2 separate regions of the Homo sapiens genome follow, and region 2 is linked to region 1. A link is a contact called in ENCODE Hi-C or POLR2A ChIA-PET data. All regions are on one chromosome and are shown on one strand. Each heading gives the region's core, a stretch centred on a gene start or an enhancer-like site at or near the end of the contact. The rest is flanking DNA. Distances are from core to core; before and after follow the strand shown.

What was found. Hi-C counts contacts between places; a loop is a spot of excess contacts on that map. ChIA-PET counts read pairs that join two places held with the same protein, here RNA polymerase II (POLR2A). Pooled maps may share reads with other maps.
Region 2: a pooled map shows a loop between it and region 1 (3-fold over the local background). The contact joins two enhancer-like sites. A Hi-C loop is called at or near these places in 3 of 37 single-sample maps with no recorded cell type and 9 of 50 pooled maps. POLR2A ChIA-PET finds 5 or more read pairs at or near these places in 5 of 52 experiments (GM12878, T-cell, activated CD4-positive, alpha-beta memory T cell and 2 more).

The regions. Positions count from the first base shown.
Region 1 is chr19:6,652,583-6,656,126 of GRCh38, forward strand. No RefSeq gene overlaps it. Among named protein-coding and RNA genes, the nearest start is that of TNFSF14, 16 kb to the right of the region's middle. Within about 2 kb of position 1,874, at least 3 of the 41 ENCODE cell types and tissues checked have a DNase peak (open chromatin) inside an H3K27ac peak, as active enhancers do.
Region 2 is chr19:6,515,190-6,518,733 of GRCh38, forward strand. No RefSeq gene overlaps it. Among named protein-coding and RNA genes, the nearest start is that of TNFSF9, 14 kb to the right of the region's middle. RefSeq lists enhancers at 943-1,483, 2,825-2,874, 2,925-3,054 and a silencer at 1,345-1,514. Within about 2 kb of position 1,827, at least 32 of the 41 ENCODE cell types and tissues checked have a DNase peak (open chromatin) inside an H3K27ac peak, as active enhancers do.

The sequences.
Region 1 (3,544 bases), core at 624-3,123:
TGACAGAGTGGGGATTTGACCTCAGGGGGTCTGGCTTGTAAAGGAACATAGAAAATATCAGAACCCTCAACCTCTTTGTGCAAAAGGGAAGGCTAAGCTTGGAGGCTGAGTCATTGTCACATCCTCATCCAATGAATAGCTGTCACTGGTTTTATGTATCAGCTATATCCCCCCACCCCCAAAAGTAAAAGGCCTCAGGCATCTATGAAGGGCTAATCCCCACAGATCTTTCCTCAGGAAATTCTTTGCTGGCTTCCTATAAACAAGAACATGAAAATGTTAACTTTAGGTCTGCAATCTAAAGCTAAAGTCTGTTCCATTTCACAGTGACAACGTCAATTACAAGCTTATCTTCCCAGGTGAAAGACAAAGACAAGACAAGATTAGTCATTGCTCCCTTCCTCTTCAAACATTCACCTTAGCTTATGTAAAATGTAGATTTACTGGGCACTAACTAAAGTCTCATAAGAATGTAAGGGTTTGCCTTACTGCCTACCTGCCTTTCTTCCTCAGTGCCATTCCCCTCTTTAAGGAAATGTGTAGGCCGGGCACGGTGGCTGATGCCTGTAATCCCAGCACTTTGGGAGGCCGAGGCAGGTGGATCACCTGAGGTCAGTCAGGAGTTCGAGACCAGCCTGGCCAACATGGCAAAACCTCGTCTCTACTAAAAATACAAGAATTAGCCGGGCATGGTGGCGGGCTCCTATAATCCCAGCTACTTGGGAGGCTGAGGCAGGAGAATTGCTTGAACCCAGGGGGTGGAGGTTGCAGTGAGCCGAGATCATGCCACTTCACTCCAACCTGGGTGAAAGAGCAAAGCTCCGTCTCAACAAAAAAAAAAAAAAAAAAAAAAAGGCCGGGCGCAGTGGCTCAAGCCTGTAATCCCAGCACTTTGGGAGGCCGAGGCGGGTGGATCAGGAGATCAGGAGATCGAGACCATCCTGGTTAACACGGTGAAACCCCGTCTCTACTAAAAATACAAAAAAAATTAGCCGGGTGTGGTGGCGGGCGCCTGTAGTCCCAGCTACTCGGAAGGCTGAGGCAGGAGAATGGCGTGAACCTGGGAGGCAGAGCTTGCAGTGAGCCGAGATCCCGCCAGTGCACTCCAGCCTGGGCAACAGAGCGAGACTCCGTCTCAAAAAAAAAAAGAAAAGAAAAGAAAAGAAAAGAAAAATGTGTAAATATGAAACCTCCTGAAACTTCTTTGGAAAAACAGCCACAGAGGCAACTGTGGCTGGTGATTTTCCCAGATGTGTGCTAAAGCTGGCTTCAGAAACCTTGATCAATTGACTCTTGCCCCTGTCTCACATTCTGGTCATCAGGCTCCAGGATAAGAACCATCCTGCTTCTCTGCAACGATGCGTCTCAAGTGTTCAAATGCTGTGGCATTCCCCAGGAGGAACATAGCGTCCTACTATGAGATTAATCATTTGTTTTCTTGGCCAGGCATGGTGGCCTGTAATCCCAACACTTTGGGAGACCGAGGCAGGTGGATCACCTGAGGTCAGGAGTTCAAGACCAGCCTGGTCAACATGTTGAAACCCCATCTCTACTAAAACTACAAAAAAAAAAAAAAAAAAAAAAATTAACCAGATATGGTAGCGTGTGCCTGTAATCCCAGCTACTCAGGAGGCTGAGGCAGGGGAATTGCTTGAATCTGGGAGGCGGAGGTTGCAGTGAGGCAGGATCGCGCCACTGCACTCCAGTCTGGACGACAGAGTGAGACTGAGTCTCAAAATAATAATAATAATAATTTGTTTTCTCATCATTGCTTCTTTACTTCTACCACCTCTTGGTCTTGGCAAGAGATGAAGAGGGGGGAGGATTTCCTGCCCAGGGGGTGGGGGTAGGGTGAGGACGGTGGACTTCAGGTCCTGAGGAAGAGCTGATGGTGGTGGTGGGTTGGTGGGTGCGGTAAGGAGGCAATCTGAAAAGAAGCTGGAGCGCAGGAGGCGAAAAGAGGAAATGAGGTAGATAAACTTCTCAGAAGTGAAAAGTAGGTTAGCAGCCTGGTATAGGAGGTCTCTGTCCCTATACTTTATTGAAGGTCAAGTACGGGTGTACAGTCTCTTGTTGCACCAGCTTCTGTCTTTGTGGGGTTTTTCCTTGTTCTCCTCCCATCTTTTCCTCCCCTCCCTGTCTTTCCTTTCTCTCCTCTCTTTCCCCTTCATCTCCTTCCCCTCTCCACTCCTCCTCTGGCTCTCCCCTTTTTTCCCTCTCCATCCTCCTCCTCCTCCTCCTGCCACCTCCTCCTCCTTTCCCCCTCTTTCTTCATCTGCCCTTCCCCATCTCTTTCCATCCTCCTCCTCACCCACGTCTCCTTCTTCCTCTCTCTCCAGCTCCTCCAGGTTGAGAGACGCCTCCCAGAATGATTTTTGGAGGCTAAACTTAGCAAGAGGTTCCATCCCCACGCGGAAGTTGGTAGCTGCTGGTGACTTTTATCAATACATGCTCTCCACACCTTGGTTTCCTCATCAAAGCCACAGAAACAGAAAGACTGTGATGAGAGTGAAGGAAACTCCAGCGGGGGTTGGGGCCAGGCGCTGGGGGCTCTCCTACCTCCCACCAGCCCAGCAAGGGCAGGGAAGGCAGGAAACTGCCCTGAATCCACTGCGTACCCTTGGCAGAGGTAAAGGGCATCCTTGCCTCTCTCGGTCCACAGTTCTGCGTCTAAGATGTGCAGACAGTAACAGCTCCTGCCCGAAGCCAAAAGATGCATATAAATGTATAACTCACACAAGACGCCTAGGCCTTGAATAGGCCGGGCACGGTGGCTCAAGCCTGTAATCCCAGCAGTCTGGGAGGCTGAGGGGGGTGGATCACCTGAGGTTGAGAGTTCGAGACCAGCCTGGCCAACATGGTGAAACCCCGTCTCTACTAAAAATACAAAAAGAAAAAAAAAATTAGCTGGTTGTGGTGGGCGCCTGTAATCCCAGCTACTGGGAGGCTGAGGCAGGAAAATCACTTGAACCCGGGAGGCAGAGGTTGCAGGTTGCAGTGAGCTGAGATCACAACATTGCACTCCAGCCTGGGAGACAGAGGGAGACTCAGCCTCAAAAAAAAAAAAAAAAAGAAAGAAAGAAATTCATTTATGTTTCATATATACCTTGTACACATAGACTGAAGATAATTTCATAAAATAGTATTAATAATTTTGTGCATGACACAAAGTTGGTGTACACTGAACCATTTGAAAGCAAAGGTCACTGTCTCAGCCACCCATGTGGACAATCTGTGGTTGCTTGGCATCATCATCATTCCTTTTATTTATTTATTATTTTTATTTTTATCTTTTTTTGAGACAGAGTTATGCTCTGTTGCCCAGGCTAGAGTGCAATGGCGTGATCTCAGCTCACCGCAACCTCCACCTCCTGGATTCAAGCGATTCTCTTGCCTTAGCCTCCCAAGTAGCTGGGATTACAGGCACGTGCCACCATGCCCAGCTAATTTTGTATTTTAGTAGAAATGAGGTTTCACCATGTTGACCAGGCTGGTCTCGAGCTCCTGACCTCAGGTGATCCACCTGCCTCGGCTGGAATTCCAA
Region 2 (3,544 bases), core at 577-3,076, 140 kb before region 1:
CCCACGTGGTGACCTTTTCCACGTCAGGGGAGCAGAGGGCTTTGGGATGGGTTCACCCACTCAGACCAGGCCTCATGGAGGAAGGGTGGGGTGGAGAAACCAAGGCCTCCGTAGCTCCTGTTAGTGATTTAAGACACAGCCCCCACCCCACACCAGGGGCGTGGCAGGTCTGGGGTGGGGTCTTGGTGGATGTACATGCGGATTATGGGTGAGGGCAGAGCCTGCATGTTTGGAGGGCAGAACGAATGGGGCAAGGCCTAAAGGAATCAAAGGGCGGCTGCAAGTCCCAGCGAAATTGGTGAGGGATGAGCATGGCTTGAAAACCTGGAGTGGGAAGAGGGTGCAGGACTCCGGAAGGGCAGAACCCAGAAAAGGGGCTAGGGGTTGAGACAGGACAAACCCTCAAAGGGGGAGAGGTGCCGAGCCTGAGGAGAGGGTGGTATGGACTAAGAAAAGCAGAAAAGTGCCAGGCGCGGTGGCTCACACCTGTAATCCCACAACTTTGGGAGGCCAAGGTGAGTGAATCACCTGAGGTCAGGAGTTCGAGACCAGCCTGACCAACATGGTGAAACCCTGTCCTTACTAATAATACAATAAAAAAAAAAAATTAGACGGGCGTGGTGGTGCATGTCTGTAATCCCAGCTACTCGGGAGCCTGAGGCAGGAGGATCACTTGAACCCGGGAGTCGGAGGTTGCAGTGAGCCGAGATCGCACCATTGCACTGCAGCCTGGACGACAAGAGCAAAACTCCGTCTCCAAAAAAAAAAAAAAAAAAAAAAGCAGAAAACAGAGTGGGGCACGAAGAGTCTCCAGGCCCTATTCCCAGGTCACTAATGATTGGGAAATGGGCGGGGCCTGGGAGAATGACAGGGAGGTGTGAGGGACTGAGGAGTGGGCAGGGTCTGGGAGGCTGATAACAGGGGAAGTGGGCGGGGCCTGGAGATAATATTGGGAGGAACTGTGGCGTGGGAAGGGCCTGGAGCGGACAGCAGGGGAAGTGGGCGGGGCCTGGGGAGAATGACAGGGAAGTGGGAGGGACTAAGGAGTTAGCAAGGGCTGGGAGACAAATAACTATGAAGTGGGCGGAGTCTAGGGAGAATGACCGTGGGGTAGGGGAACTGAGGAGTGGGCTGGGCCTGGGAGTCTGCTGGGGAAGCGGACGGTCCTCGAGAGAATGACAGGAAAGTGGGAAGGACTGAGGAGTGGGCAGAGCCTGAGAGGCAAACGGATGGGTACGAGGGCGGGGCCTGGGGAGAAGCTAGGGAGGTGGGAGGCGGATGACAGCGGAATGGGGCTTCGGTAGACTGACAGGATCAGTCGTGGAAGGGGCGGGCCCATCTTTCTCTTGAACCCGCGAGCCAAAGCCACGTTGGTGCTGGTGATCATCCAGGCTGAGCGCTGGGCATTCCCAGTCTCGGGCGATTTCTTGGCGTTACTTCCAGGCTGAGAGCCATGACTAGGCGAGCTTCGGCCGTGGGACCGAAGACCTCCCACCCTCAGCACTCTAACCTCCCCGACCCTGCCCTCGCTGTGCCTCGTTGGGAATCCGCCTCCGGGGTCTTCCGCGGTCCAGGAGCCGCACCTGCCGGGTGGAGACGCGGGGCTGGCTGGGGTGCGGGAGTAGGAGGTCTTCGGTCCAACCGCCTCCAACCCATTCCTGCTTCCGACGTTCTGTTCCCGCGCTTAATGCCCTGCCCGATCCAGTTCCGGCCTCCCATCTCCCCTTCCCGCGTCTCCACGCTCTTTCCTTCCCCGGTTCTGCCGTGAATGCTCCCAAGTCCTAGAGCACCGGAACTCCCCGCGCGCCTTGGCTCCTGGGCCCCAGCTCCGTGCAGTCCTGGACTGGGGCTCCAGGTCCACCAGGGGGCGCCCGCTGCCCAAGCTGGGTATCGCTGCGGAGAAAAGGGGCCCAGAGTGATTGTTCCTCAGGGGAGGGAGGGGGAGGTCCCCAGAGGGAAGGGCCTGAGTTTCCTCTTGGGGGATGGATCCTAGGTGGTCTGAGGGGTGAGTCCTGGGTTCCCTGGCGGGAGTGGATCTTGGGTGGTCCTCTGTGGGTACAGGGTGGAACTTGGGTGTTCTGAGGGGTAGTCCCTGGGGACTCCTCTGGGAGCGGGGCAGACCTTGGATGGTCGTAGGATTGGACCTGGACCTCTGTGTGTGTGATTGTGCATGCCCATAACGTGTGTTCTTGCGTTATGTCTATGACTAGCCATGGTGCCTGCCATGTATGTGTATCTACGATTGTGTCTTTGGGTGTCTGTCTCAGTGTGTAACCGTGTACGTGTGTGTTGTGTACCTCCATGTCTGTTTTGGTATGTGTGTGATGGTGTGTCTGTGTTGGTGTGTTCTAGTCTCGGTGTGTTTGGTTATATGCCCTGAATATATGTCTCTTGTGTCCTTGTGTGTGTCTGTTGCTAGCTTTTTTTTTTTTTTTGAGGCAGAATCTTACTCTGTCATCCAGGCTGGAGTACAGCGGCGCCATCTTGGCTCACTGCAACCTCTGCCTCCCGGGTTCAAGCGAGTCTCCCATCTCAGCCTCCTTAGTAGCTGGGACTACAGGCACTCACCACCACGCCCGGCTATTTTTTTTTTTTTTTTTTTTTTGTATTTTTGGTAGAGACAGGGTTTCACCATGTTGGCCAGGTTGGTCTCGGACTCCTGACCTCAAGTGATCTGACTGCCTTGGCATCCCAAGGTGCTGGGATTACAGGCGTGAGACACTGCACCCGGTCTGTGGCTAGCTTTGATGGTTGTTGTGTATCTATGATTGTGTGTCCAGGTGTGTGTGTGTGTGTGTGATTGTGTGTATGTCTGCATGGTGTGTCTGTATGTCTGTCTTGTTTTGTGTGATTGTATATGTCCAGAATGGGTGTGCCCTTTGTGTTCTGGTGTCTGTGTGTGTCTACTTGTGTCCCTCCCCCAGGGGAGTTGGAAAGTCCTTTCCAGGTAGTTACCCTGCTGGGATTCCCTTTCCAAAGCGGGTTGACTTCCCAGCACCGTGAGCTGCCTCTTCATGCTCTTGGAAGGGGTCGCTGGGTCTGCCCCAAGTCTGCCTGGGTCTTCCCCAACCCTGACTCCTCCTTCCACTGCCCTCAACAGGGAAACACCATTTCCTGCCTTTGATGTCACTAGGTACAAAAAGTTTCCTTCCTCCAAGTGGCTCTGGCCACTGGTTTCTTTCTGCGTGTGTGAAAGCTGGCCACGATTCTGTGCTTAATGTTAAAACAAAAAGAATAAAACAAAGCAAACAAAACGAACCCATGGAAAATGCAAGCATGCAAAATCATACACCATGAAACATCCACATCTTCTCACCCCAATACCCTCAATTTTTGCACATCTTTCTGAAATGTTTTATACAAACCTATTTCTGCTCTGAAACCCAAAGCGTGCATTCTGCACATAGCAGCCTGCACCTTGCTTTCGTTTCTTTTTTTCCTCACTTGGTTATTCTTTTAAAGGTTTTTTTTTGTTCCCCCGAGACAGAATCTCACTCTGTTGCCTAGGCTGGAGTGCAGTGGCATGATGATCTCGGCTCACTGC